2 separate regions of the Mus musculus genome follow, and region 1 is linked to region 2. The links are chromatin loops, found by intact Hi-C in ENCODE. Cell type or tissue: heart. All regions are shown on one strand. Links, peaks and the distances in the headings refer to the core of each region. The heading gives the core; the rest is flanking DNA. Region 1 holds the start of Gm40659 (a long non-coding RNA gene). Region 2 has its middle 55 kb from the start of Gm40659.

Region 1 (15,889 bases), core at 3,650-11,649, 52 kb after region 2:
TTATATCAGAAAATGTCAGTTCTTTGCCCAATTTTAAAGTCATGTTATATTGTTTATGTTGGGTTGTTTGCATATTTATATTTTACACAATAGGCCTTATTATATGTGTTTCTTCATAAGTATTTTTCCCTTTTCTATGGGTGGTCTTTTCATGTTGCCTTTTTTTTTTTTTTTGATTTCCAAAATAATTGGGCATAAGAGGTGCCCGTAGACAGATAAAGGGGTGAGTGAGATAACCACACTGCATATACACTAAAACTAACAAATGCCCTTATCAAAGCAAATGTCAATACACATGAAATGACTGAAACAAGCATGAGCTACAAAATTCAAGATCTTTTCTGGATATCCCCAGATGCTCACATGCAGTACCAGATATGTGTTCATGGTCATGGCTCTCCTCCATTGGTAGTTACAGAGTAGGAAAAAATCTCACGCCAAAATGCAATTCTGTTGTTTAATTGGTTTAACTCAAATTTTCAGTTTTTTAAAAAAAAATTTAAAATTAATTGAAACATAATTATATTACTCCCCCATCCTTTTTTCTCCTGCCAACCTTTCTTATGCCCTACCCCCAACTCCATCTCAAGTTGATAGCCTCTTTTACTTTGAAAAACATTACATAAATTTCTACAGAAATTAGTCTTACCATTTTTGGTGACAGGATAGTTTATGAAACAGTAATATTATGGCATTCTTTCTCTTTAAAGAAGATAATTCATATGTGGCTATATAGAAAAGTTAATATTTGCCAACACATTGAAATTTCTCTTCAAAATTATCTAAGTTTTTATGGTGTTATTTTTTTTGAAATACCTATATAAAAATTTGTATGAGTATCTAGTCTTAAAAAACTGTACCTTTCAACATGCTAGGCTAAAATTCAAAACACTTGAGGATGTTTTAGGAAAATCTGTTCTTCCACAGGTAGCTACAGTGGGAGTTATTTACATAACTCAAATGATCATCTTCATTGGCATAGGTTACTTCATTAGAAGAATTATTTATCCATATTTTGACACTGGAAAAATTTACTAATGGTTCAGATATATTACAATTATAAGACTAAATTGTACTATTTTATAAATAGGATATTTAATTATCACAAATATTTACAATATGTTAAGGATAAAATATAAAACTGAAAATTTCCCACATGCTGTTATTAAGGATATTAATGTGGTGTGTATTCACTTATATGTGCATGTTAGACTTTGATAAGCAAGCTACCATCTGTATAACAACAGAGACTAGGTATAGAGTAAGAAATTAGGGGAAAGGAATGATCACCATAGTTATGGATCTGCTGGGAGGGGCTGTAACAGGATGCTCACATGGGGAAGGGAAAGAAAAGGTGGGTAAAGGAGGGAATATAGAGAGAAGCAGCTAAAACTAAGGGTCATTTGAAGGGCTTTATGTACACCTGATACAATAGAAGATTCTTAAAGTGTATATTTATATGGAAGAAATCTGAATTGGAATTGGCAAATAATAGGGGAGAGAAACCCCCAATTAGATAACTCTTACCACAAAAAGAAAAGTCTAGTGCCTGTAATAGGTTATGGTGGATTGAATTGTTGGCAAAACAGGGCCCAGAAACCAAACCAGACCATTGCCAGAGCTGTTTGTTGCTTTCTACAATTGATGCTAAGGCCTCATTGCTAAAGACAACATCTACATAAGTCACTGAACACAAAAATGTCCAGATGGTGCTTACATAGAGCCTCATTTCTACTGACTAATGTTCATGGTACTGGAAGGTACTCTGCACATTACCAGAGGAGAAAGATAAATACCAATTCAGCCATAACTATGAGATCTACAATGCCAACCTTCCTACAGGAAACCCTGGTTTAATAGCAGCACAAGCATTGTGGAAGTAACTACTACCTTCTTGAAATTAAGGCCTACTCCATGAGATAGAACCCATGTTCAAAATAGGCTAGGTAACCAAGAACCTGAAACTAGATTGGTCATGGACCTACGAGAAAACAAAATACTACTGTTTTGTTAAATAACTGTAGCAATCAAATGACTACTAATGATATTCTGATATACTCAGAGACCAGTGTCTTACCCATTTATCAACAAAGAGGCTTCCTCTTGCAGTAGATGGAAACAAATACATAGACCCAGAACTGGGCAATATGCAGAGAGTTAGAGAATTTGGAACTTAGTACTAAGCAAGATTTTCTCCAACTCAGAGTTCAGGTAACTGCAGAGAGAAACAGAAAGGATGTGAGAGACGGTGGGGATGGAAGATACCAAGGAAACAAGTCCTTTGAGATACAAAAGGACTGATGTACTTATGAGTTCACAAAGACAACATGCACAGGGCAGCACAGGCTAAGCTAGATGGTGGTCCCAGGTTTGAAAGAGGAAACAAACACAAGCTCTCCTCTCTAATCCAAAAGCTACCTCAAATTGATAACCACTCACAAAATAGATGTTAATTTTTTTTATAAAGGAGTCTCATTGGTTATATAGGCCATAGTTATGGCTAGCAATAGATAGTCAAAAAATAAATAAATTCAGTGGTATTTGGGGAGGACTTTTTGTCTTTCAGTGCTTTGGACATATTTTTTAATCCTTAGAGATCTTATGATTATGTATTATAGTGCCCAAATTTATTTTTATATCTTTCTGTATGTGCAAATGCATATCTCTCAGCTTCTATATGTGTTTATTATGATTTTACTTGGCATTGTTTAAATGTTTGTTTGTTTGTCTGTTGGTTTTAACCTGATCCAGTTCATTTTTATTTTAGATGATGATGGTTATGAAGATGTTGCTAAATGACTGTTGGTATTCCAATGAGAAAGATAAGGAAAGGGCATGGATTTGGGTGTGTGGGGAAGTGGGGAGGATCTGGGAAGAGCAGGAGAAGGGAACCGTAGTGGTAATGTATTATATGAAAAAAAAACTATTTTCTATAAAATATAAAGTTAAGATCTTGATCACAGGTAAATTGAAACATATTTAATGTGATGTTAGTGAAGAAACTAAAACAGAAAATCTAGTTCACGTTTAAAAAATAATTTAAAAATATTTTAGCAAGTTTTGGCTTAATAATCCAATGAGAAATGAATGAATGCATTCGCTATCCATCAAGTCTCTTTGCTATTTTATTTTATTCTTAATTTAGTTTTTTCTCATTAAATATGTATATAAACATGCTCATGAGTGAGCAGGTGCCTGTGCAGTGGCTAGAATACATGTATAAGAGAAAGAAAGCCAACTAGGATGAAATGAGCTTTAGAAAACTCAAAGACCACCCCCAGTGGCACAGGTCTTTCAACAAGGTCACACATCCTAATCTTTCCAAAACAGTTTCACCAACTGAGGACAAAGCACACAAAGGCATGAGACTGTATGGCCCATTGTCCTAGCATTTCACTGAACAATCTATCTCTCCAGTACTTTTATTTTAAAATCAAGTATTTGTTTTCATGGAATCAGATTTCCTTTTATTTTAAAATCAAGTATTTGTTTTCATGGAATCAGATTTCCCCAGAAAATCCTAATCTCTACAGTAGAAGCTTTTTCTTTTTTTAATTTGACTTGGAAGTTCTGACCGGTGCTGTGGAGAAGACATTCTCCCTATTGTAATGCACTTTTCAAATAAATCATTCCAAGTTTAAGCATAGATTTGTTATTGTTTGGCCATGCACATATACACCAATGTGGATTGCAAGTGTGAATTTATTTATTTATTTGTTTGTTTGTTTGTTTGTTTGTTTATTGGTTTTTCAAGATAGGGTTTCTCTGTATAGCCCTGGCTGTCCTGGAACTCACTTTGTAGACCAGGCTGGCCTCGAACTCAGAAATCCACCTGCCTCTGCCTCCCGAGAGCTGGGATTAAAGGCATGCGCCACCACGCCCAACAAGTATCAATTTATTTAATGTATGCTTATTGCAGGATTTGTAGTTTTCACAAGCTGTGTTAGAAGAAGTGTGATAAAATATCATTCAGTAATTGGCAAAAATATACCTCTTATATTTATTTAAACCTTTTTTATTTTGTAATTCAAATGATACATAATTATTTGTACTTGACAGGGTTTCCTAGAGTCACAGTTATGGAATGTCTCTATATATTAAGAGAGTTTATTGTAATGACTTGCAGCCTGCAGTCCAACTAAGCCAACAGTGGGCAGCTATGAATTGGAAGTCCAAGAATCTGGTAGTTGCTCAGTCCCATGAGACTGGGTGTCTCAGCTTGCCTTTTTTATAAGATGGAGCCCTGAAAAAAATATGTTCCAACAGAAGTGCTGGCAAGTATATGCAAGCAGGGAAAGAAGAGTGAGTCTTCCTTCTGTCAATGTCATTATGTAGGCCTCCAGGAGAAGGTGTGACTCAGGTTAAAGGTATGTACTACCATGCCTGGATTTTGAACTTGCTTTGTTCCAGGCTGGCCTTGAACTCAGAGATATGCTTGTCTTAATCTCCTGGGATTAAAGGGGTGTACTACCTTGCCTGAGCTTAAGCTTTTCATGGCTACTGTGCCTCAAGATCTGGATCAAAAGTGTGTGTCATCCAATGTCAACATCCAGGTAAGAAGCCTGTGTCTTTCAGCCTTAAGATCTTGATCACAGGTGAGTCCTCCATTTCTCGATTGTAGCTCATTACAGATGTAGTCAAGGTGACAACCAGGAATAGCCATCACACTATGTAAAGGAAAAAAAATAAAGTATTGTAAAATTTTGAATGAGGTAGAAGTTGGTAGATGGAGTTAGTGATTAGGAATTTCTATACTTAAAGAGTTTTAAATTATGATTAACCTGCAAGCTTATTCATTATTATGAGCTGCCTAAAGAAATGGAATATTATTGACTGAGAAACATTAAACTTCAAAAAAATTTGAAGACAAGAACAAAAGCTCTTTTTGAACAAATAAATGCACACACCACTTGCATGTATGATACCTGGGCAATTGTGCATTTCAAAGTTACACTGTGTATGTAACTTCTCATGCATATTTATCACTGCATAAAAATTCAGAAGCTAACAATAATTATTTAGAGTTTGACTCAATATATCCTTCTCTTTTATTTAAATATGCAAGATAGCACTGCAAATTGGGAACATCCTGTTTTATCTTAGCTGGACTTGGATAAGAATCTCAAATAATCTTAGGAAATCATAGAGTTATGATATAGAAGGAGTGGAAGGGAAATAAATTTAAAGGGAAGAGTTAAAAGAGAAATAAGACGTCATGTTATCTCTCACCGGACACTTCTGTGGATGTATATTTGGAAATACAAAGTCAAACATGGCTGCCATCTTTGAATGCTGCCTGAGTTACTGTTCCAAGAGGATGTAATGAGAGGTGGTCATGTAAAGAAGGCCCAGTGCACACACTGTGAAGGACTCTGTAAACAAGAGAAGGAGACTCAGATGAGTGGAGAGACTTTGCCAATGTGAAGGAGGTAGAAGCAGAGAATTCTACTGCTCTGCCTCTATCCTCTGAAGTTCAATAATCAGTTACCACCCTGGCCTTTATGCCTCATTTAGTTAGCATCTCTTTAAGGATGCCAAAAAGAACCCAGTAAACACTTATGCAGCTATCCTGACCTTATGGCTTGAAAATGTTAAATGTACTTTGCTACAATTTTTACCATATTCCCCAAACAGGTTGGCTTGTGTAATGGTCAGCCCTTTTAAATTGAGAAATAAATTGATGCCATCTGCCTGTGACAATCAGCCGGGTAATGAACATCTTCTTCATTCAAGATGGAGTTTGAAAACTACCACATAGAGTAGCGTGAAAGTGGTCTGCTTGCATGGCGCATGAGCAGTTACACATGGAATTCTGGGTAATTGTTCTCTATGTTAGAAAAGTTTGCCAGTCATTGGTGATTACATTGACAATTTTGACTTTCTGAGCTCCTAGTGACAACTGTCTTGTTGTAGTTTATTAAATATTCTCCTGAACAAGATAGTTAAGTAGTTACCATTAAATAATCAATTCAGAGATAGTTTGATTGTTATAGTTTATATAAAGTCTTACATCCCTTCAAATGTTTTAAGGTGGGATTTCCCTATTGGAATTCTCAATGATAAATCAAGAAAATAATTCACATTGAAACAACACAATATTGCGTGAGATATCTGAATGTTGAACTGTGATGTTAAGGCCAATAATCAAATATGCATAAAATATGCTCTTTATTGTTTTCCTCTAACTATGCATTTACACATTATTGATATTTCTCTGGACTATATTATAATCATTCATCTTGTTCATGGCTATGTAGCAAAAGGTTTATTTCTTGGTATACAGGAGAATTCTTCTCTTTACTGTTCAACTAACTCCAACAAACAATCTCTCTTGGTGTCTCCTCTTTCTTTGTCTTTTTCTTTTAAGAGGGGTTAATATCTTATTTGGAGACACCACTGTTCCAACTGAAGCTGACACTATGATTCTACAAGAAGTTGATCAGCATCATTTCAGGGCACTTTCAAAAGCTTCAGATGTTTAAAACAAATGAGTCAGAATAGGTTGGGTATATGTCCTTTAAATCTTGTCTGATAATAGCAAATGCCAGGTTGGGTGAGACCCACTAAAGAATATTGAAGGGTTGATGAACACAAGATCTACTACTCAGAAGGACATGGGGCTCACCCTTTAATTCATGCCCTCTCTGCTTCAAAGCTCTTGTAGCTACAACTGTAGCTTCAAAGGAACCCAGGGTGCCTGAACTGTGACCTCAGGCAGACTTACATTTCTGATTACCTGAAAGGCTTTGAAGGCCACTGCACATTTCCATGACTAAGGAGAAGTGGTGGTATATTGGAGAAATCAAGACCAAGCTTTGCCAGAGAGAATTGTAGAGCATCTACTTTCACCAGGACCCCTGAGATGGGAGCATAAGTATGTCCCCCACTTAAACTTTGGCCTTGCTCTATTAATTTTTGTTCTTTATGATAAATGAATACTTAATGTCTCTATAAACATTAAGAATGACTGTGGATTTTTCAGCCATTTATTAGTGTGCCATTCCAAGATCCTCTGAAGTAATGTAGGAAATGTTAAGTGTTGGATGGCACAGGAAATAAAGAAAGTCCAACTCAATGTCCATTAACATTCTGCCGTGGCACTCTGGCCTCTTGGGAGCACCTGGCTTCTTTAGAACATAGTTTAATTCAAATACCCATTAAGAGTGGGAATAAAACTCACATTCATCCTCTGCTTCCTCATTGTATCACTGCATAGCTATGAATGTGCAAAAAGGAGAAAAGACAAAGATTTTGCAGCCCTGAGATTAGATGTGATAATCAATCACAGAATTTCTCCTCCTTTCTTGTCAAATTTTCTAGTACAGTTTGGCAAGGTTTGACTAATGCTGGGTGCCTTAAATTAATATGACAAAAGGGTAAAGAGACACGGATAGTATGAAATTTCTTTTTTTTTTAAATAGGTACTTTCCTCATTTACATTTCCAATGCTATCCCAAAAGTCCCCCATACCCACCACCCCCCCCCCACTCCTCTACCCACCCACTCCCACTTTTTGGCCCTGGCGTTCCCCTGTACTGGGGCATATAAAGTTTGCAAGTCCAATGGGCCTCTCTTTCCAGTGATGGCCGACTAGGCCATCTTTTGATACATTTGCAGCTAGAGTCAAGAGCTCCGGGGACAGAAATGTATTCTTTTGTTTAGCACGTAACAGAAAAATTCCATGTGCACATTTTATGACACCTACACTTGTTTGGACTATGGATTTACCATATTGGGTTATTTCTCAAGAATAATGAGCTATCTTGGGGACAAACAGACTAGAAATCAGCAATAAATAAAATATCAGTTTGTGGAAATGTTCCACTATTTTGATTAGAATTAAAGTTATAAAGTATATTTGAAATTTTAAAAGAGATCATGAACAAAGTTCATCCATGCAAATAATGTGTAAGTTTTACAATTGAAATCTATTTTGAAATATATACCCTTATCTACATTGTATCACAGCTAATATTTAACCTTAACATTATATTTGGGACAGCTTTATTATTACTTAAGATATTTATTTTCCTGGGTATGTATTTGTGCTTGCATCAGTTTTTGCAAGCTCTATGAATGCATTCATGGAGAAAGGCAGAGGGAGTCGGAATCTGTGGAGCTGGACTTAGAGGTCATTAGAAGCCATTATGTAGGTTGCTAGTAACGAACATCGATGTTCTGTAAGACTAGCAGCATTCCTAAGTGCTATGACATCTCTCAACCCACATAATTCTTTTTCTTCAATTTTTATTTATTAAGACATTCTCAGTGTACAGTCTGTACTGGTCCTGACCTCCTGATTCTCTTGCTATTAACTTCTGGATATTTAAGTTTTCATCTATGACAAGAACTACTTATTTACTACCACAACCATCACTATCAGCAGAAGCAGCAGTACCACCACCACCACCACCATATTTTCATCTGTAAGGTATTCCGTCTTAGGTCAAACAAGTGAAGTTCATCTGTCCAAAGCAAAGATGTGTGGAGCAATAGTGGCTGATTAGCAGTAATTGAATAAAAAAAAGCACTTCACATATTCATATTCCATAAAGAGAATGTAGGAAATGCTAATTTTAACTTATTTTTCTTAACTGGTGAAATTGAAAGAGATAATGTTATGACCCTTATGTCAAAATCTCTTGTTTTTTGTTTTTTTGTTTTTTGGTTTTTCGAGACAGGGTTTCTCTGTATAGCCCTGGCTGTCCTGGAACTCACTTTGTAGACCAGGCTGGCAAAATCTCTTGTGTTAAACAAAAAATATTCCCATGCATACAATTCAAAGACCAAATGAAGCTCAAAAACAAGGAAGACCAAAGTGTGGATACTTCAGTCCTTCTTAGAAGGGGTAAAAATACTCATGGGAGAAGACACAGAGACAAAATGTGGAGCAGAGACTGAAGGAAAGACCATCCAGTGACTGCTGCACCTGTCCCATACACAGTCACCAAACCCAGACACTATTGTGGATGCCAACAAGTGTTTGCTGACAGGAGCCTGTTATAGCTGTTTCCTGAGAGGCTCTGCCAGTGCCTGAAAAATACAGAGATGGATGCTTGCAGCCAACCATTGGACTGAGCACAGGGTCCCCAATAGAGGAGGTAGAGAAAGTACCCAAGGAGCATAATGGGTTTGTAGCTCCATAAGAGAAACAACAATATGAACCCACCAGTACTCCCAGAGCTCCCAGGGACTAAACCACCAACCAAAGTGTACACACGGAAGTACCCATGGTTCCAGCCTCATATGTAGCAGAGGATGACCTTGTTGGTCATCAGTGAGAGGAGAGGCCCTTGGTCCTGTGAAGGCTCATGCTCCAGTGTAGGGAAATGCCAGGACAGGGAATCAGGGGCAGATGGGTTGGTGAGCTGGAGGAAGGGGTTTGGGATAGGGGATTTTTGGAGGAGAAATCAGGAAAAGGGATAACATTTGAAATGCAAATAAAGAAAATATATAATAAAAAATTGCAGTGATATTTGTGAATCAGAGGGTCTCAGGTGTTGTTAGCACTGCTGTCTCAGACAACAAAACACAAGTTGTATAGTCCTGGTATAGCCAGGAGCCCTGAACCCTACCCTGGGGGGTGAACTTGGACATCTATGTTCAGAATTAGCAAAAGAATTGTCTGTGTGTGGAATCCTGCATGGCACACTGGAGTTCTAATCTTGGGTTTCTTACTTACAAGCAAGTGTCCTTGCTCAGAATGCCAATATTTTGAGAACCAATGAGAAGCTATATGCCACTAAAAATAAAAAGAATGAAAACTTCAGGGCATTGAATATTAGTCAAATGTTTGCTTTAATTTGTAAAATAAAATTGCTTGCTTTAAAGAAATAAAGACATAGAGATGAGGAGATGCTTCAGTAGGTAAGTGGTATGCTACACACATATAGGGTATCTGCCTATACTTCCAGTGTTATGGGGCCAGAGACAAACAGATGTAGAGCTCACTGGTCAGCCTAGCCAACGGGTGAGCTTCAGGTTCAGCAAGAGCTTGTCTCAAGAAATAAGAAAAGCAGTAGGGGATTTTCAGCATCAAACTCTGTTCTCTATACACGTACACACACACATGAGGGTTTTAAATCCCAGATACACATGCACACATAGGCATGTCATGTCCACATGCATAAGAAACTATGACAGAAATAGTACTAAATTACACATACTGTTGATTTTCTTCTATAAAAATAAAGGAAATGAATATCTTACACGATTGCCCAATGATGCACAAGTTAATATATGAAATTACTGAGAAACAGAGTTCTCAGTATTAGAGGTTTCACTGGCCTCAGGCAAAGTGGACACTATTTCCAAGAGAGCCGTTTTCTCTCGATATTGTGGCATTTTGCCTGACATGTCTTATGGTGTTTGAATGAATTTTCATATGGCTAATAAAAATGCATTTTTCCTATTGGATATGTTTTTCTCATAATAAAGTCTCTTTGTCGAAGAAGGGCAAATTTATTTTGTTTTTGAAATACATTCCATCTTGAGAATGAATCAATGACTGCCTTTTTCCATGGGGTGGAAACACAATGTCACAGTGCTTTTGTGTTTGCACAGATGTTATTGTGCTTTCCCCAGGACATGAACCACCCTAATGATGTTTTGTTGCTATGTGTCTTCACAGATTAAAATTAGAAATGATCGAGCATATTATGACTGCTGAAATCTCACCTGCTTGCATTTTGCATTTTAGTAATTTTGTCTATTTTAAAAGTAAATGCTTGGAACATGCCGTTGGTGGAGGTCTCTGTTCATATCCTAAGGGCATGTGGAAAGATGCAAACTCTATTTCTGTTTTCTGTACCCTAGAGGTGGACATAAGGCAATAATTGGTCTCATTAAACAGTCTGTCCTGCTAAGATTTTTCTCCTTTCTTCCTTTCCTTATTATTCATCCTCCTAATGTAAGCCTTTGAATAGCTGAAAAGTTTACTTCCATAGAAGTATAATTTTAAAATTACATATTCTTACATAGAAATATTTACTATTAAATATATAACAGTAAGTACCCATTATCATATTATGCAATTAAAACTACTTGCTACTTACCTTTAAAAAAAGGAATAAGAAAAAAACACACTCTCAAATGAAGTGGATCTTCCTGACTAGGATACCTTTGTTAAGGATGAATATAAGAGTAAGTGTCCAAGAAATATGAACGTATGCATTTTTATATTACACAAAAATTTTCTATCATGTGTCAATCAATATATGTGGTCAGAAATAGAAAAAAAAAAAAACAACGGAAATCACAATTGTAAGAACATAATAAGACCAGTGTGTGATGGGACAGAGGGAATTCAAAAAATTTGGGGGCATTCAATCTGGTTTCTCGGAAAGAACTTTCTAAACACCAGGCATTCGGTGCTAACACCAGGCAGTTGGGTATCCCAGCTTCCTACCACACATGTGTTCAAATATCAACTCTACCCTTTACTTACCTTCAGATCTGCTAGAAAGCCAAGTCCCCAGATGTGTCTTCTGTGGAGGAAAATAATGGTAACACCCTAATTCTGAAATCTGTAGAAGATGCATGCAGAAAGCCTGAAACAAACTCTCAAAACCTGAAGAGAGATCATGAAACAGTGCTGAGTACTCGGGACTAGGAAAGACAGCACACCTAATTGTGGTCAACTCTTGACACAGCAGTGCGGGACTTCTTCATGCCCTACTCCTAGGTCAGATCAGGAGAATGTTCCCTAGAGAATTGTATCAGGTCACTGAAGAGTTCTGTCTAAAACTAAAGGTTCTGTTTTCTGCCCCCATTCTCTCCTCAGTGCTGTCTGATTCAATTTAAGAGTAGTGGCAACCATTACTGTCTTCGGACAAAAGTGAATGAGTGGGGCTTGTTTTGCCCACCGCTATGCCCTTCAACTCAGCTGATGTTGTGGGCCACAGGATGCCGAAGCATCTTTAATCTTACAAGAAGTTTGGAATACAGATTTCAAACAGCAATATACCCTGCCGGCCTCTGACATCCTGTGGCTGGCTGACTCATTTGGTTCCTTTTAATTCATGACTGCTTCCAAGTTTTTACAATGCTCTGCAGCCTACAAAACAGGGCCACGTGCAGTAGTTTTTCTTTGGATCTTAAAAACGAATCCAAGTTTATTAGGATAGTCTCTGGGTTTGATCCCCAATATTGTAAAATACAAGGGAAAGTACAAACAAAAATACTGTTTTGAAACCTGCCAGTTGCATTTTCTGTGGCTAGCAAGCAGAAAGCTTATGAGGTAGGATCTGGCTGCATCTTCAAACCTTTCACTGTCCACAGCATTTGATTCTTTTCAGTGGTTTGCTCTCGAAAGTTCTTATTTATGTTAGCTGCATCCTCAATTTATTTTGTGGTCTGAACACTAACCACTGAAGACAGCCTGTGGCCATTGTCTGCTGAACTGTGCAGAACAATCCACTAAATGAAATCCTGTTATTTTAAGAAGTCAAGGCCCATAATTCTCCTGGCATTTTTTCACACAGTTAATGTTGCCAAGACCCTGGGCATTGTTGAGTATAAGCTGCCATGATAGTCATGCCAAACTCTGCTTGCCTTTTCCATCATAGCCAATTTTTAATCCACTCTCTTCTGCTAGTGTAGATGTTCTTTTGGGTTTTTTTTCTTATACAAGTGAGAAAATTCTGGAGTCTCTCAAAGTACAAGACGAAATACCTCCCTTTCCTACTTTAAGAAAGCTAATGCATAAACACTTTTAAAGTATTATTCCTTGTGAATCCACTAAACCTAGTGAGGTTGTCTTTCACTTCTACAACTACACAAACTAATAAGTATTGGACAAAAGTGCACAACATTTCCATGAGGAGTAAAAATAGACCCATTACTTTCTTTCTCCTGATTCTGTATTTCCTTTGTCACTAGTAGTTTATCTGAGTTCACTGTTATCCTGGGTATTCATGACAGTTTATTAATTTTGGAAATACAATTTAACTATTACAAACTACTAGACAGATCTTTAAATATTTGTCAGCTATTTATTATTGATTTTACAATTTCTTCTAGGTTTATACAAATCTAATTAGATTCGTTCTGTCTCTTACATTAATATATTATTATGCCAACCACAGTTGTCACTAGCAAATGGGATTAGTGATTTATGTTGAATTTATATTTTACAGAGAAATCATTGGTCTTTTATGATTTCTTCACCAATATAATCAAATTAAAAAATAAAGCCAAGGCAAACCAATAAGCTAATGTAAAATGCTGAGCATTAATTTGTTTTCTATCACTATAACAGATAATCAAGTTATAAAGTGAAAGGGTTTATTGTGGCTTAGAGTCTGAGATTTTAGCTCATGATTGATTAGGCCCATTTCTTGGGGCCAGGATTAACATAACTTGAAGTTGGTAGAAGAACAAAATTATGCCCTGGAAATTAAAGAGAGAAGAAAAGATCTGGGTCCCAATACATAACCAAAGATGAACCTCTAAGTCTGAGACCTCCATTCTTTTTACATCACCTAATGTTTTCACTCACCCCCAAGAGCACCAAGGTGGACATCAAGGCTTTAGCAAGAAGGTCTTCTAGGAGCAGTCATAGCCAACTATATTTTCCAAAGGGTCTTATAATGTACGACAAGCTACTTAACTCAGTGCCATTTTCTTCACTCATATTTAGAAAACAAAAGTACAAATCTGAACAAAATTGATAACCCAGAGAACCATGTGATTTATCAAATCATCTCCTTGAAAATGGCTCCATATTTCCCTAGGCTGTGTACTCATACAGTAAATCATTGATTGCTAATTACTACCATAAGCACAATCCACAATCTCAAACATTTCATTTAAAAATATCTAACATGGGAAGCTCAAAGACTTGCATTGTGAAAGTGGCTGCTCCAGCCTCCTGAGTTTTACAATTAACATTGTTATCTGTCCCTTCTTCTTATCTATTTTGTTCATTCTTCTGTCCATAATTCAAGCTATTACGAGTGCAGTTTATGAAGCAGAGTTATCTAGTTTTCCATCCATAAAAGCTTGGGGAGCAGTGCATTTAGACAGGGAAAGCACATTAGTACAGTGGCTGGTACATCCCACTACACTGACAACATTAGGGTCTCATGTAGATGCTAATATGTTCCAATAACTGGCACAAAGAAAAGGAGCTCAGCTATGATAACAGTCGTGGCTGTTGTGTATGTTTAAACAATTGAATCATGTTATTCAACAAACTTCAGCCTGGGCACAAGGCAGACATTTTGTTCACAAGTCCCCAGTCTTCATGGCCACATAATCCTAGGCAGTGCAAGGTGCCAGGCTGGTGTTACCAATGGGTCAGAGTATAACCTGTCACCTTGACACAGCCATTCAAGATAGAGTAAACTAACTTCCTAAATACCCCAATAATTCTTCAAAGTGTTTTCATCAGTGACTCCTTATTAGTAATAAGATACAAACTCAATGAGTTTTGGACTCATGGCACTCAATTCCATCACAGGCTTTCTTAGGTGTGCAATTTGTGGAATTCTCTATATGTGTCATAAGAGAACACAAATTCGGCTTTCATTATCATTTTAATGACATCAAGAAATTTGTCAGCCTGGATTTACAGCCTGGAAATATAAACAGTCAGAAAACTTAGTTATCAATGAAAGAATAAAGCAATTCTGGCTAATGTGCCATATCTAGATGGCTGGAAATAAATACATGGTTGTATAGGTGTACAGCAGGAGCACACTGCTGTCTGAGATCCAAGACTAGAAATGAGAAGAATAAGGAGAAGAAATGAAAATCAGGTCCGGTATCACCATTTTCTGAATATTGGATTTTTCTGGCATAAACATTGCTTGAGTTTTGTCAGTGGATAAAAATCTAAACAGCATTAAAATCAATAGATGTCAGTGAACTTGATTTTTAAGTGTTTATTATTTCTTCATTTGTGTGTTTGAGTGCATGAGCACATGTTCATGTGCATGTATATAAGGAGCCCTGAAACTTATGTCTTGTTTGCCCTTTATTCATGCTTCATTTTAATTTTTGAGATATAATACTTTACTGAACGTCACCAATTTGGTTCAGTAGATAGGCAAATGAGGCCTTAGGAGCCTCTCATCTGGTTCTCCCGAGAACAAAGACTACAGACTCAGGTTACTGTGACAGTTCATTTTTAAAGTGGATTTTACAGATTGAAGTTAGACTCCTGTGCTTTCACAGAAAGCATTTTTGTCAATCAAGCTATCTCTGTAGCCCAATTTTTATGTCATTTTATTCATTCATATCTTAATATGGATGTCAGACCAGACCAGTGATTTTAAGATAATCTGAACAAATGATGTGACCAAGAAGACATAAGGGTTCTATTAGAAAAATTAAAAATTGCAATATATTAATGGGGAAATTAAACATATCAAAGATTCTTACATCAAACTACACAATCCATTCTCTAACAGATTATAAATGTAACATGTCGTCTACATGCAGAAATACATTGATGACACAGTGATAATTGAAAGCACTGCCTTTAATGTCAATTCTAATGAATTCTGATTCTCCTTCAGATTTACTGTGGGAGATGATGGTGGTCATGAGTATCCAGGCTGATGCTTGTCTGGATTCTGTATATGTAACTTCTGCCCATGTGGTGTTTACATAGCTGGGTAGCTTAAAATAGAGAGTTTCTCTTTCTTCTCCTGCTCAGAACCCTGAGGTCATCAGGAATATCATATTACCAAACAGTCTACAGGGTCAGGTTCAGAAGCACCACATGTTCCCAACTGTGTTCACAAGGACATCTGAGTATCCCCATCATGTTTCTGATAAAACTAAAACTGCCACATCTTAGAGGTGACCACTGTCAACAGGTGGTATTAGGGACAATGGCATGAAGACCTTTTCTACTAATCAGGGTGGTCTGAGACCAGCATGG
Region 2 (15,889 bases), core at 3,004-11,003:
AGCTTTCTGGTGTCTGCTTGCTGAAAGGACTGGCCTGTAGCTGCTGGTCTATGCCTGGGGTCTGCCTGCCTACAGGACTGGTCTGAAGCTGTTGAATCATAGTTGGTGTTTGCCACAGGACTGAACTGCTGCCCAAGAAGATCAAGCTCACCCCCAAAGACTGTTGCTGAGCAGGTCCTGTTCCCCCATCCTAATAACCTTTCTCTGTCACTACCACTGCTGCGTGGAGGGCTAGGGAAGAGATTGAACCCTTATTAAAAGTAGATTGCAAAAAAATTTATGCCTACAAACCTTAGACAGCCAGAGGTAGAAAATAACCCATGATTAGAGGGTGCACATTTGAAAGCCCTACTCTTCTGTTTTGCAACAAACTATGGAGTGAGGTTTCCTTAATATAACCACCCTTGAAAGAAAACAAAATAAACACACAACAAAACAGACTTCAGCTTAGACTGTTGGCCCCTCACAACACACTCCACATTCTTCTCCTGGTCCTAATTGCTGTAATGGCTTTTTTGGAAGTATCTTTTTAATAATGTGTATTTAAACCCTTTTTTCAGAGTACCTCTCTGGGTGACTTGAGGTAAGACACATGGCAATACTAGTGTCACATCTTCTGTCATTACCAAAAGTTGAAATTCCTGTAAGGACTTTATATTTATTTCAAAAAGCTCAGAACACTAAAGACCAGGAGCTGGTACCCTTGCATTACTCCTCAGCCTCCAGCTCTACCGAAATGATCCTGTCGTCTAGACTTATGACACTATTTCTGTCTAAACTTTTGCACTTTTGTCAACTAAATATTAGTTTTCAGCATTGTGATACTTATTCACACACACACACACACAAATGGCCTTGCTTTTCTTCTTTGTTGCCTGATCTTTGATAATCTGTGACACAATGGAACATTCTCAATTCAATGAATGCTGGAGAAAGGAGAGGCTATATACAAGAGGAGAAAATAGTATCTGTTTTCACCAGAGATCTTATCTTTTTATTTGGACAAGCTGGACCATTGCCTTCATTGACGCTCAGCTTGTCAAGCTATAAATGCCATGCTGGCCTCAGTTCAGTGCAGACTAGGCAGCTGGATTAATGAAGGGATGAATTTATGAAGAGATGTAGTGTTCAATGGCCGGATGTTGGATCCACATAAACATAAAAGCCTTTGCAGGGTGCAAAGAGATAATAGTTAAGAAAGAATCATGCATTATTGAGTGTATGGTACTCTTCAAACTCAGAGAGATTTATTTCTCCCAGTGAAGCCAGTCAAAGTGCAGTCTTCTTTTGGATAGATCCTGAAGAGCTCAGAGTAAACAGGATGAGGAAATTCCTCTGAAGAGTGTGAACAGGGCATCTTTGGAGAGACACAGGGGTCAGAAGTGGTAGGACAAGCCTTTTATGTCCTGCTGCCTTTCAGCAATGTTCTATAGTAGTATGTGTACAAACATGAGCATCATGTTGAAGTTTTGAAAATTTGCCATTTCATCAAGACTGATCTGGATGATTTAGTGATTCAATACATATTTATTGACTACTTTCTATATAGTAAATATGATATTGGGCATTGAGGACATAAAAGGTACTGATGAAGCTTTTTTCCCATTTAGTTCATGTTTATGCAAAACCAAATAAATCCCCCAGGTGTCTGTAAGTTGGCAAAAACTATGGGTGACTGATAAATGTTAAGAGGGTACAGGAATATGAACAATGCTCTCTCTCTCTCTCTCTCTCTCTCTCTCTCTCTCTCTCTCTCTCTCTCTCTTCCTGTGTGTGCATTTGCATACGTGTGCGTGTGCCCATAAGTGTGTGTGTGCACCTGCATTCATATGCACATGGAGATACAGAATGAATTCTTTCTCAACCATTTTCTACTTATTTTTTTTTTTTAAATTTGAGATAAAGTCTCTTCCTGATCCTGAAGCTCCCTGAGTCTACAAGGATGGGTGTCCAATGAGCTGCGGGGATCTATCTGTTTTCATTTCTTCTCAACCAGAACTACAAATGCATGGAATGAGTGCTGGGGAGACAAACTCACCTCTCCATGCTTGTTCAGCAATCACTTTTGTGACTGAGTCAGGAATCTAACAATAAAGTTCTTAGAGAAGAGATTGGTCTATAGGACCATACCTGACAGTGTTTTCCAGAATCTTTGAAGGCAGATCAAACAGTAATTGTGAAAATCCCTGAGTACTTAGTGACAGTTAAGAACAAGCAGGAAGTTTTAAATCCTGATCATGACAATGGCATTAGTTAAAACTCTATGGTCATAACCCAAGTACTTTCTCTTGTAACCTACTGGAAAAGGGTAGCAATCTACATGTTCCCATGACTCTTTTATAGTGGAATTCTAAGGGCCTTGTTTCTGTCATACTACATTAGCAGCATGGTCAATGGCAAGGGGATTATAGAATTCATTGTCCTTTCAGATCATCAGTATGTTACAGTTTTGCCTAGGGAGCAGCAGGGTGTTGTGCATGAGAGATTGCCAGTAATTTAAAATTTGGGCATGATCTTTTTGTATAGAAAGTAATAGACAAGTAAAGAAAAATTAATTTCAATGGACAGGTAAATGCAAGTCATTATTTATATGTAACATGTATTCTTTGAATGGCTACAAGATTCTATGGAAGAGTGCTAAATGCACAAATTTACTCTGGGTAGTTAAAATTGGGCTTGTCACACACATATATGCACATGCATGAGTGCACACACACACACACACACACACATACACACACACACACACACACACACACACACACACACACACTCACAAACATACACACCCTAACCATTCATTCTGACGCCTATGGGTTTTATCTGATGAGCACTATTGAGTAAGTGCTACCAATGTGAACTATAATGTACACAAAGAAATTCCTTAAAACTGAGCATACCACAGTTAGCTGCAAAAGTGTATTTAGTAATTAGATTAGGTGTGTGTTTTAACTAGCTTCCTGTTACTATAACAAATAACTACAATGATCAACTGTTTGGATCCCAGGTAGGGAGTTTCCAATGAATGTTTCATTTACCCATTGTGTTGGATATGTGGTCAGGTAACACACCCTAGACAGAAATGGGCAGTGGAACAAAGCCAAACACCTCAAAGCCTGAAGAAAAAGAAGTAATGAAAAGAAGTGAAGAACCCACTGTCTCTCCAAGGGAACAATTGCATGAAGAAAAATACAGTTCTCTAAGTGTCATAAATGTCAGCATTTTAAGGCATGATAGATAATGCTTGGGATCAAGCCTTTAACATATGGGTCTTTTAAGATGTTCTACATTGAAGATGTAGCAATATATGTATATGCAAACACATCTTTCTGTAGGTATATGATTTGTCTTGTACACTCTTATGAATGTGTCTGTGTGTGCATGGGAACTCACACAACGTCAAACCCAAACTTTCTTTTTGAGTATCTTAAAGGGAAAGTCATATACTGTAGTGACAAAGTAACTTGTTTCTCAGTACCACTTTTGTAACATCCTGCAGATGTGCCTACTTACATATTATGAGCTGAAGAGGACCATGTGGTCGATGACACATTTGAGAGCTCAGTACAGACAGCTTCCTGATTAGAATCATTGCCAAGTTTTTAACAACAAGAACTCCTTTTGTGGGTAGTGGGTCTGGTAATGCCTTTGTGGAATTCCTTCTAGGCTTTTCCTCTGTTTCTTCATGGAACTTCTGTTGTGGGCTGGGTGAAGCTCGCATGCACTGAACCTAGGAGAAGCTTTCAGGGGTTTCCTGTGAGGGAAGACTTTTATTTCTTGGTATATGTAGTCATATACACTGGGGCTACAGCAGCTCTGGGCAAAATCCCTCTACTGCTATACTCATAGACCAGAGAAACTTCCAAAAGACATTGTATTGAATTATCAAAGAAGAAAAATAAGCAGGTCTTCCCTTGACATAACTGTTGCTTGGTCTTTCTGTTACATTTTATGAGATTTGGTGTTTTTAAGAAAATGGAGAAATCTTTTGTAAGCAAGAGAGGGGTGTGTGAGTTGGAGTGCTTGCCAACATCACCTCCTAGTCTCCATTAAGTACTCCGAATGTTGGGGGCATTCCAAGGGGCCCATCTCCTTTATACAAACTTTGTTTATCATAGGGCTTCCTCTGTGAAAGAATTATGTTTTGTTCTCTGTGCTATTCGAATAAAAAGTGCTGGCTTCACCATTCAGCTGTTTCACACAATTTAATAAAAACAACATCAACAATTCAAACAAACAATAAAATGAAATGGGAAAATCTTTGAAGATCTGAGAATAAGAGTTTAACAAAAGTGTTAGGTCCTTTGAAAATTAGATTATTAGCCTTCAATAAAGTGTTATCATCTATGCAGAAAATAAATATGGCCACCCTAGTAAAATATAGTTTGGAGAGATGTTGTTACAGCAACCAGCACACAGTTTGTATTTCAGATTATTATATGTACAGTTGGAATTATTTTTGTTGGTTGTTATTAAAAACAAAAAGGAAAAGGCCTGGAGATTCTAGCTTAGTTCAGTCAGTAAGATGGTTTTGTAGCATGCATGAAGCCCTGGGTTCAGTTCCCAGGTTTTCAAACACCAGGCATGGTGACTGAAGCCTGTCATCTCCAAACTCAGAAAGTGGGGGCAGGAGGATTAGGGACACACTAGGAGTTTGAGAACATCATGGATACAACAAAGACTTTTCCAGAAAAGGTGGTAGGTTGGCAGAGAATGACAAGGCATGACAAGACATGAAAAGTTTAACTAAACCAAAATACATTATCAAAGTGATATTTTGAGAATATAATAATTACTAATCATTTGAGCTTCAAAGAACCAAGGCTTGATTGGTCAGGACTCCCTGTTTAGAAGTTTTTATTTGAGTAGACAAGGAAATCTTTTCTTTATTTTATTGAAAATGATCAATCACAAAATTCAAAACTTAAAAAATTGTAAGTTAAGTTTAAGGGCTTATTACGTATTACCATCCTTTATTCCTTCATTTTCTTGGTCAGGGCTCGGGGACAGAGAGCTGGGACTTCATGTGTGCTAAGCAAGGGTTGCAGCATTGGACCTTGTCTTTAGTGCAATTTACAGATATTGTCTAGTAATTAAACTGTGGAAAACCTAGCATTACTTATTAGAGTGAGAATTCTTTGTATTTTTGAAGGATTTAATTTTTTTGTATATTAATGTGCATAAGTATGAACTTATGTTTGCATAACTTATGTTTGTGTGTGTGTGTGTGTGTGTGTGTGTGTGTGTGTGTGTTTGAGAAATTCAGAAAAAGGGTGCCAGACTCCTCCGAAATAGAACTGCAAGTGTTTGTGGAATACCCAGCTATTATGTCTTTGTAGTACTAGGAGCTACATGCTAGTCATCACGACTGTATAGTAACAACTGAGCCATTTCTCCATCCCTGGTTTTTAATTTTTTTGGGCCAAGGTGTTGTTGCTATGTCATTTTGGCTGGCCTTGGAATTGTATGTCTTATTCCTAATATTTCTGATTGCAAAGATTACAGAAAATACCAACATTCATACCTTAGTAGAAATTTTAAATTTGAGGAAACTTGCTTGAAGTAGGCAGGTTGTTACATGCATTTAAATAGGGGTGAAAGAAAGGATAACAATAGGCTCTCATCCTAAGGATTCCTCTTACATAGAGAAACTCAGGTTGCCACCTGATGATAATACTGCAATTTAACCAGCTAACACTAGGCACCATAAAATGACAGACTCTGCAATTCTATTCCCAACCTCACCAGAGGTCTCAAAATTAATTATTTTTTCTTGCCTGTGTTTGCTACAAGCTTTGGAAGCAACACAGACATTGAGAAATTTTGCAAACTAGCAAAAAGATAGTAAATTAGTGTAGTTCAGCACCAGCCATGCACTTGAGGAGAGTAAAATGTGGTGATTTTGAGGCCACAGTCGCTTAAGCTTGGTGCTCAGGGGCGTTGGTTAAAAGAGCTTATTAAGAAATTGTATGATGATGACTGCCGTGTCCATGCAGAGAAGAATAAGAACACTCTACTTGCTCGGTTGAATATGAGTCAAGCATATGCTTGCTCCAGTGGATATAGAAATGTCTGTGAAGGATAAATTATTTTATATGCTTTGGCTTTTAAGTAACTCCTATGGTTTTCTGTCCTGCAATCTGTCTCTTACACACACTGCTTAATGATTACATGCCTTTAGCTTTTTGCCAGGGAGCAAAATGAAAAGGAAAATAATTCCAATCATCAATCAAAGAGCCAATGAGTCAGCAGTGACAAGTCCAGTGCTCAAATCTCACATGAGAACTATCACATGCCTGTGCTGTGGATATAGACCTAAAACTGACATTCTTCTTTAACGTGTGAAGCCCTGGGTTTGATCTTCAGTGCCGTAAAATAGAGAAATGAACTAATATCACAAAGTCTTCATTCTGTGTCAGTATAACCCACACGTTTCTTCCTTAGGGTAACTATTAGAACAACCCAGTGTTGCTAGGACACTGATGGATGGGAGTGTGCTATGAATATGCCGTTAAAAAAAAATCAACATTCAGACAATAAAATATGCAAAAAATCAAACACAATTTGACTCTGTAATTATGATTGCTAACCATACTTGGTTCAAATAGATGTTTTTGTGTGATTATGTTTGGAGGTAAAAATATATAAATGTAAATACATGTATATACACATGCATATTTACACATATAAGTGCATATATGTTTTCACTTTTTTGTTTTATATTCAATTTGTAGATGGCATAAATATACATAAACACTAACTAGAGATGACTCTGACACTAAGCCCCCAATGGATATTAATCATTTATTTTTGTTCTGGTTTTGAGAATTGAATGGAATAAGTTTTAGCCCTATTTTTGAAAACAGCTAGAACTATTCTAGAGAGAAGTTTGCAAGTGGAGGGAAGAGATGACCTAATGCTTTGTCCCCTCTAAGTCTTTTGTTGTGCATTTCCTGAATTTTTGTAAGTTTGGCACTTACAATTTTGGATCCTGAACAATTACTCAGGAGGGACCTGCCAGGGCCTGCCTCACTAAAAGAACACAAACAGATCCAGGAAGTGACTTGGAGCTGTGAATCAAGCTAGCTACTGTCTGTGTCTTTGTTCTTCCTGAAGCTCGGGAACACATGGAATGGTGAGAATCAGAGGCTGACATTAAACACTGGCAAAATCTTTTTTAAAGAAAGATGCTTTGCTTCCACGAACTCATATAAGTATTTTGATATAAAGGAAGGGGGTGTCACAGAGAAGAATTGATGTAACCAAAACAAATTTTGCTTGAAAAATGCCTAATTTGATACCTAAGATATTGCATGATAATTTTAAAAAATGCATGTCACAGAGTGATTCTTGTCAGGGTGTATTAGACAACATAGTGAATTTCAAAGTTAAATATTAATTTTAGTTTCTGGTTTTGCTGCTCAGGATTTCCATTCAGCATTTGTAGAATTTCAGAGTGTGCTTTATGCCAGCAGATAAAAAGGGTAGCTAGGGTTCCTTAGAGGGTTAACAGTTCCTGACCATGGCAGCACAAATGTCATGCCTAAGAACCATAATTTGATCATTTATATTTCATGTAATGTTAGAAATTTGTATTTTTGTGTGAAAAAAATAATAGAGGCATGGAAAACAGACTAGATGTGTAGCTCAGTCGGTAGCATGAGCACCTAGCAAGCACACAATTCTGGGTTCAGTTCCCAACACCACATACAACTGTGCATGGTGGTAAAGCCTTCCATCGCAGCACTTTGAGGATGGAGGCAGGAGATCAAAAGCTTGAGATCATCCTCAGCTATACAGCAAGCTCAGGGCCAGGCTTAGCTCCTGTCTCAGGACTTAAAAGAAATGTAGGAGGATAATATGAAGGCAGACAAAAGATTAAAAGTTCTGAAATAACACATTCTTCCCTCTTACAGATAACAAATGCCTCACATTTGTCTTGTCACTCTTTTTATATTTTGGGGTAACTTCATTTGTACCTATTCAAAAATCTTCAAGGGTATTTTTTCTATTGTCTCATTTAAGGAATGTGACTCATGCAGCATATTCTGCTTTGTAAGTACTTGGTCGTCAATATTGTACACAACACTTTCTATTTCCAGGACAGACATTGCTTTACTGTGACAACAGAATTATTTACCTGGGTTCAAAAACCAGTGTTGGTGGTACAGGGTCTCTTTGATATCATTTTATGAGCCTGCATAATGGATTCTTTAGTGGCTGGGCAATCATACTTCCAGTTTAAAGCCAGTGGGTCCAGCCGCTGCTGTCCACACAAATGCCTCATGCCTCTGAAAGCAGTAGCTATCCCAGTTTCAGTCTGCAAAGAAGATTACCAGCCAGTTCTGGAAGGTTATGCAGCAACCACAGAGGCAGAGGGATCCCATTGAACTTGTACAGCAATTGATACCGCAGCTGCAAAGTAAACCCAGCAGAAGCGATGAGCCCACTGGCAGTTGCATACATGTAAACTCTCAAAAATAGCATTGTTGGAAATTAATGGCCTTTATGCATTGCCCCACTTTTTTTTCTACAAAAATCAGAGCATTGGGGAAGAAGAAGATGATATTTTAATGTGTTGATATAACATATAGCAAAGAATTAAGTGTCCTTAAAGGGAAACACAGGCCTGTATACCAGAGTGATAACCAAAGAGAAGCAGTGGACTGAGGACCCCTGCAGCGTCTGTCCTGCCTCACTCAGCAAGGATAGTTCTGGTACAGATGGCGGCAGCTTGTATGCTCTACAGCTCTCATGGAGACTGTCTCCCTGTGACAATACTGTTTACCCACCTTCTAAATCCCTGCCTCACTTCTGCTGCTTTAAACCCATTCCCTTTCTCCTGTTTTCTGGGTTATGTCTTTCTCTTCAGTTGCTAAACCCCCAACTCTCTTGAGAAAACAAAACAAAAATCTCGCTCTCATGTTACACATCAAAAAAAAAAAGTCTGTTTCTTCGCTCGTTGTCTCTTTTATCTTTCCTTGTTTTCTGTTCTCATTTCTAGAAGTTGCCATTTGAGCATATTTTACAGGTGTTAGATATTCCTTTAAACAAGATTTCATCTGTGTCTTTTAAGTCATTTCCCTCTAATGTGGCTTCTTTTCTTCTTCCCCTTCTGCTTCGTTTACTTGTTCTCTTTTGACGTTAAGTTTGAGGCTTCCCTCAAATATCTGCAAATGAGATTATTTGGAAAGACTCCGTGTTTGTCTTGAACTTTATTGGATACTAGCAAATTGTTCTCCCGGGAAACTTCATGTCAGGAGCAGAAAATGAGCATTCTTGTGACCGTAATCTCACCCACTAGGTTTTCTCTTCTGCTTCTTTTTTTCCTCTTTCCATTTAATAGGCAGTAAACAAGAAACAAAACATTATCACTTTTCATTGATCTTAACTTCCTTAGGTCTCAGGTGACAAACCGTGAACATTTAATGTCCTTTATAATAACCCTCTTAAATTATTCTGACTTTACGTGGTTCTTGGCTGATGTATGCTGGTGTGAAATATCTCTTTCTTACATTTTAGGCCTTTATCACACATGTTTGACATTGAAAGGATAACTAACATCCATACTCTATTTTCTTGTTTTATTCTTAGAAATGTATATAATAACCTAGAACCTATGTGTACAGTTTTATGTCAATATAGAGCCACTTGCTTTTCTTGTAAATTCCTCATTCATAGAAAATTTGAAATAAAATTCATGAGTGTATGACTCAGAAAGACATTTTATTCTTCTCTGAAATACTAGGTAGATCTTACCTGATATTATAAATGGAATATCATTAGTCTAAAATAGTCTCATATCAACCTACTATTTCATGTGGTTTTCTGTCCTTCTAAAATGTAAATTCTTTATTTAGACATATTAGGATGAAAAATATAAATTTATCCATTGGAATTTATAAGGGAAAATGTCGCAAATGCATAATTTACAGCATTCTCATGTGAATGCCTATAACTAATTAATAAAATGAGTAACATAAATTCTCAAAGGAAAAAAAAATCCTTTATTGGCTATATTGAAAGATGATGATGGAAGAATTTGTGCTATTTCAAAAAAAGAAGTGATTAAAGTTTAATTTAGATTTTTCAATTCTTGCAGACCCAAAGCATTCATCATTATGCTCCTGCTCTGAGTCACATACACAGATAACAGTGCCAGAGCGTTTACATCAAATATTATCCCTAATCACTCAAGTAGTGGAGCACATTTATCTGGCAAGATTGCTATTAAAATGACTCTCATCCTGTTATCTGTATTAACATCTACTAAACTTAACTTTACAAATGAAAAAACTGACAGCTGATCATTTTCTTAGAAAATTGCAGGGGTTTGGTAATATTCTATTTGGTTTTTGGTTTTTGCGAACTTCTTGGAAATGTATTTTGTTAACTAAAACACATCTCAAACTCTTGCACATTGGAGAGTCATTGTGGTTGCTATGACACTAGAGATTAGTTTTGCTCAAGAATATTTACCACTGATGACAGTTTTGCTTTCATAGAATGTTAACAATAGAAAATGGCAATCTTGGTGAGGGAACTACATTGTAATAAATTCATGATGCAAGAGGGATTTTGCCTAATAGTATCACAGTTACACTTCTGCCTCTCTCCTAGACTCTCTGCTGAGCTGTAATGATTCATTTTTTCTGTTAGCTGAACACATCTTGGGGTGATCTGGGTAATATTATTACTCTAAAAGTTTGCAATGATATTTGCAGATGAGAAGAGCACCAAGTCTGGATATTTAGCAAAGCAGATGGTAGGCATTATCTGATCCATTCAAGACCTGAGGAGATTTTGTGTTGTGTTTTGTTTTGTTTTAAAGTAGAGGATGGGAAAATGATCTTCTGCCTGCCTGATTACTTAGCTGACACATAGGTCTGAACTTGATCTTGTACCACTCCACTCTCTGGGTTAAGAGACCTTCAGATTCAGATTTCAAGAACGAAAACAAAATGATGTGTTCATTTTTAAGTTTGAATAGATCTCTGTAAGAGTACATACACTTGAATACCAGTACTTGTTTGAATAACTGAGAGTGAAGTTCCTCTAGGGCAGGAATTACAGCTGACTCTTTCCTGCTGGATATGAAAGCTAGAAAAACAACCTAGGTCTTCTGCAAAACAAGACACTCTTAACAACTGAGCCATCTTAATAGCCCTACATATTGCAGTGTTACAACTGGCTCTCCATACTGCAGATAGCCTCCATAATAATAACCTTGATAGACAATTGTGTAGACATTAATAGACAGAAAACCCATCATGAGTCTTTACTTAATTGTTACATAAAATGACTTAGTAAATGAGATGACTTGAAATGAATGTCTTTAGTTTTACCAACTTTCTTATTTTTTAGAACAATAAAGACTCTTAGAAAAAGCCATAAGCACTATAAACACGAGACAAGGGAAAAGCAGAAACACTAAACATGTTGCCATTTAACCAAACAATTCTTCAAATGCTTCAATAATAACATAAAGAAGGAAAAAGAAAAAGACAAACAGTTATTTCAATCAGCAGTCATTAGTTTCCTTCTACCTTGAGTATTAAAAATCACCACAATGGGATAACATTTACAAAACAAAATGACCAGAGTTATCAAAGTCTAGGACAGTTGAATTCTATGAGGGGCTTTGATCTTCTGGCTTGTAAAAAGCCTGGTCTCTAGGCATTTCTCACTGGTGTGTGCATTATGAGGCTTATCTGGAAAATGACCAGGCCATGGAGATTCAACTTGATCATGAAAATAAGGGTAGGGATTTTCCTCAGAATTTATTAATTTTACTAGCTATGATGAGGTTGGCATTTTACAAGAAATTCAACACTCAATGCAATAACTAACTTGGCAACTCCATATATGACCCACAGTAGATACTTAGAGACACATAATGCTCGGTGGCTATATGCATCCTTTGCTGTCCTAGAGGTTTACTTATGAGTCATGCCTCTCATGTTCTTTGGAGGTGTCACTGTCACACTGTCATTCTATTCCTTCCATTACTCAAAAACAGCTAACTGACCTTCCTGATGTATCTTTCCTGGGATGTCCACTTAATTGAAACACACACTGAGCCCTTTATTTCTTGAAATTATTGGTCTACTTTCCTAATATGCTGAACCGCAATGTCCTCTCTGATTCTGTTTTCTTCTTCATTTCTCATTGGGGATATCAAAGATCCTGGCTTAGAAGTTATCTGGACCTGGCTCATTTACAGTAAATAGTGCTGGGACTATGTTGAACCTCCTGCAGACTCTTTAGGCTTCAATGTTATCCCTTATAAACTTGCAATGAAAGTATTTTCCCCCTGTAAATGGATTCATACCATGTGCTATGTGCATTCTTCTAGTTTGGACTTAGGTACTCTGAGGTCTAGAGTCCTCTCATATGAATGACTCTATGCTTGCTGGTGCATGTCAGCAAAACTTTGATAAACTTTTAACTAGTGTTAGGCAAAAAAGATTAAAAGAGCTTGCCGGATTCTTCCCAATTATCTTCAGTTCAAAATACTTAAGTCTCTGGATGGTGTGATCTGTTGCCTTGAGTTCCTGTTTCACTCTGCCTCTGGCCTTCAGTGTCCTGTGAACACCCACAGTTCAGCATTAGCCTGTACCTTCTCCCCAGATACGACCCCCCAGTTCACTTGGGACACACTGTAAAATAAAGCCACAGTCAAAGGAACTGGCACAATTCCTCAAACCCTTGGGTTTTACTATCTGTCCAGTTCTGGGCTTTGTCCTGTATTTCCATGATGGCCTCCTCTGTCACTCTGCAAGTTTCCTTTACCTCTCCCCGCTTTAGGAGTCCAGCCCTGACTTGTCACCTGAAAACCCTGACAACCCATCAGGTTCCTCCAGTTTCTGTCTCCATCATGAGTTTGTCTTTCTCTTGAACTGCAGTGAGTTTATGGCAGAGACTGTTCCCTTGTCCTGACAGAGGCCAATGCATCACAGATGCTTGCATTTGCTTCTTCCCTGCATTCCTTCTCCCTTAGAAAGGGAACCCCAGAAACCCAGGCCAGCCTTTTATGGACAGATCAGTACCCCCTGCTCCTCTACCTCTCCTTTCTAATAAGACTTTTCTCTCAGCAGTAGCTCTGTGTACTTCTCATCATTTCCTCTGTTCTTCTAGATTACCTTGTCAGTTCAATTCGTATTATAGAATTCTCTGGCATGCCACAGAAACTCAGATGGGTTCTTCCTTTCTGATGCATCACCGTCTTTAGATTTATTGCCTAGATTAATTATTTTTGTAACATATATTCTTTTAAAAGTATACACATTTTACTATAATTCATTTTCTTAAAGTCATACTTTTCTCCATATAGACATGAGGATGATGAAATTCGTTCTCTGTCTTAGTTTTTCAGGTATCTGACCTGGTCTTGGTTGGCTGTTCTGATCCTCAGGTATCTTGTGTAAGCTTTGTACTTGGTCTAGACTGACAGAAGGTCATAGCATCCCTTTCACTTTCTTGGCCTTTGTGATGTGACTGTGTAATAGATATCTATGTATTTAATAACCCCACCCCATTAAAATCTGTTTCTCCTGAGCATTGTTGACCCATTAAAGCATCACAGTCTTTGTTAATGTTTCTGTTAAAACTTACTGATACTTAAGTCTTGGGCATAGCATTTGGGGATTAGTGCCGCTTAGGAAGACGTATATGTTAGCACCGTGAGGCTATGACTCTCTGAAACCACACCATATTGTCTGCTTATTTCTATGTTATGGAGGCCCAGGGAATGGACAGGGTAGTCAGGGAGGTCCAGGAACATATTTTAAAGGTTCAATTAGTTAGAATCTCAAAGAGATCACTCCAGGATCATGAATCTCAAGGGCAGGGACTTTTTTATTCACGAAACTCTATAGACCCACAGTGTAACAGACAAGTTTTGTAATACTGAAAGATGGCATTTTATATACACTAAAACGACTTTGTTCTTTGCCTTTTAGTTTTCTACCACAAATCTGTATTTTTTATTAGTTTCCAGGGAAGCAAGCAATTATTATGCAATATTTTAGCATTATTAAACTCATTAAAACTCACAGATACACGAACTATATAGATGCACTATTTCAAGTTAGATGCAGCATTTGCTACAAAGAATAAGGGTTCTTGAAAGTGCTTTTTAAGGAGTTTAATTATAAGCCACAAATAAATAAAGCTGTCGTGAGGGAGTCTAAGGAGAATCTAAGTGGCCTGAGCACATACATCTACCAAGATACTTCTGATATTTTTGAAGGCCGGATCAGACCCTAATAAGTGAAGCTAAACTGAATGTGTCAGTGTATTAAAGGTATATCTGGACCCTTTGGTTACGAACCACAGTGCAGACTTCTACTCTATTTTTTATAAATATCATTAAAACTGTATGCAGTATCATAAATGGAAATACCATAAAGCCACTATCAGTAAATATGAATAGAAAGTACTTCCGTTAAAAACACAGATTAGGGGTGTGATTATGGCTCAATATTAGAGCACTTGCCTAGTACTTGGAGGTCCTGGATACAATTCTAACATTTGTGTCACCACCATCATCATCAATAACAAGAAATACAGCAATAAACAGTAATAATAGCACTCTTCCATTAGACATCTTCTCTCTCTCTTCTTCCTTCTTCTTCTTCTTCTTCTTCTTCTTCTTCTTCTTCTTCTTCTTCTTCTTCTTCTTCTTCTTCTTCTTCTTCCTCCTCCTCCTCCTCCTCTTCTTCATCTCTCTCTCTCTCTCTCTCTCTCTCTCTCTCTCTCTCTCTCTCTCTCTCTCATTCATCTTAAGGTCAAAGGTTATACTTGAGGTTGATCCTGGGGAAACATCCACCTTGTATGTTGAGACAGGTCTCACTTGGCGTATTGTCATTAGGCTAAGCAAGCTGGTCAATAAGACCCAGAAACCATTCTCTTTCCACCTCCTCAGTGATGAGATTGAAAACACATGCAACCACACCCAGCTTTTTACATGGATGATGGGGATCTAATACAGTTCCTTGTTAGTGTGTGGCCAGCACACTAACTTTACATCCTGAGCTGTTTCCCAGCCCTTGCATTAGACAAATATCTTTCTGTAGAATATATCCTCACATTCTCCTTATTGGAGTGCACTAACCTCAACAAGTGTAATCCAAACCACTTTAAATATTAATCACAGTCCAGTTTGTTTTGTTTACGTTATTGGAAGCTTTATGTCTCAGGATTTTCCAAAATAATTCAAAACTCTGTCTCCCTTGCTACTCACTGCTTCCAAACTTTTTGGAATACATGCAAAAACAGTTTTAAGTACAGAACGTACTTTTCTTCCATGCAGTCAATTTTTCCTAATGACCACTTATATAAACTTCGGTAATGTTGAGAAGAGAGATTTCCTGCAGTAACATAAATAGCTTGCAAGAGCTTTTGCCCTTGACCCTTTTCCACCAAGGGAATAAGTATTTCTAATTGCTGTATTCTACCAGAGACCTGTAATCAGCACAACCTAGCACTGCCATTCATGTTTCGTTCCTCTGGTCAGCAATTACAACAGTGAAGCATAGCCTTGATTCTAGCATTTGCATGAAGGACAACAAGGGTTCTTTGGGTTACACAGAAGAAAAACCGATGTCCACTAAAAATGCCTCCTTACCAGTATAAAACTGTCCACAGAAAAATCAACTCCTCGCCACACTAAGATACAGAAACTAAGAAGTGCCTCTTTGAATACCCTTTCTGAAACTATATTTACACAAAATGCTAAGTATGTTCTCACAGTGGTTTGATTTTTTTAAATTCTTTGGTGTTGGAATATGAAGCAGAGATGTCTCCACAGATAAGAAAATATGTTCAGCTCCTCAAATTACAGCCTCAAACATAAATTTTCTGATATTACAAACAATACTTTCTGTTC

What was found. A loop is a pair of places that touch in the nucleus more often than their neighbours do. Peaks named below come from ENCODE experiments on the same cell type or tissue, not always from the same donor. Only the 100,000 strongest peaks of a DNase experiment are listed, where the experiment ranks them.
Region 1: it touches region 2 in a loop (2.2-fold over the local background); 3 of 42 quality-filtered maps call a loop at or near these places.

The regions. Positions count from the first base shown.
Region 1 is chr13:5,254,611-5,270,499 of GRCm38, reverse strand. It overlaps Gm40659 (a long non-coding RNA gene), which reads right to left and starts at 11,698. Exons shown (of 3, transcript XR_873108.1): 1 at 11,447-11,698; 2 at 5,230-5,372; 3 at 4,466-4,667. In heart, for the core only: no CTCF peak of the experiment used is centred there; no DNase peak of the experiment used is centred there.
Region 2 is chr13:5,306,313-5,322,201 of GRCm38, reverse strand. No RefSeq gene overlaps it. Among named protein-coding and RNA genes, the nearest start is that of Gm40659, 55 kb to the right of the region's middle. In heart, for the core only: a CTCF peak has its summit at 4,041; a DNase peak (open chromatin) is centred at 7,041.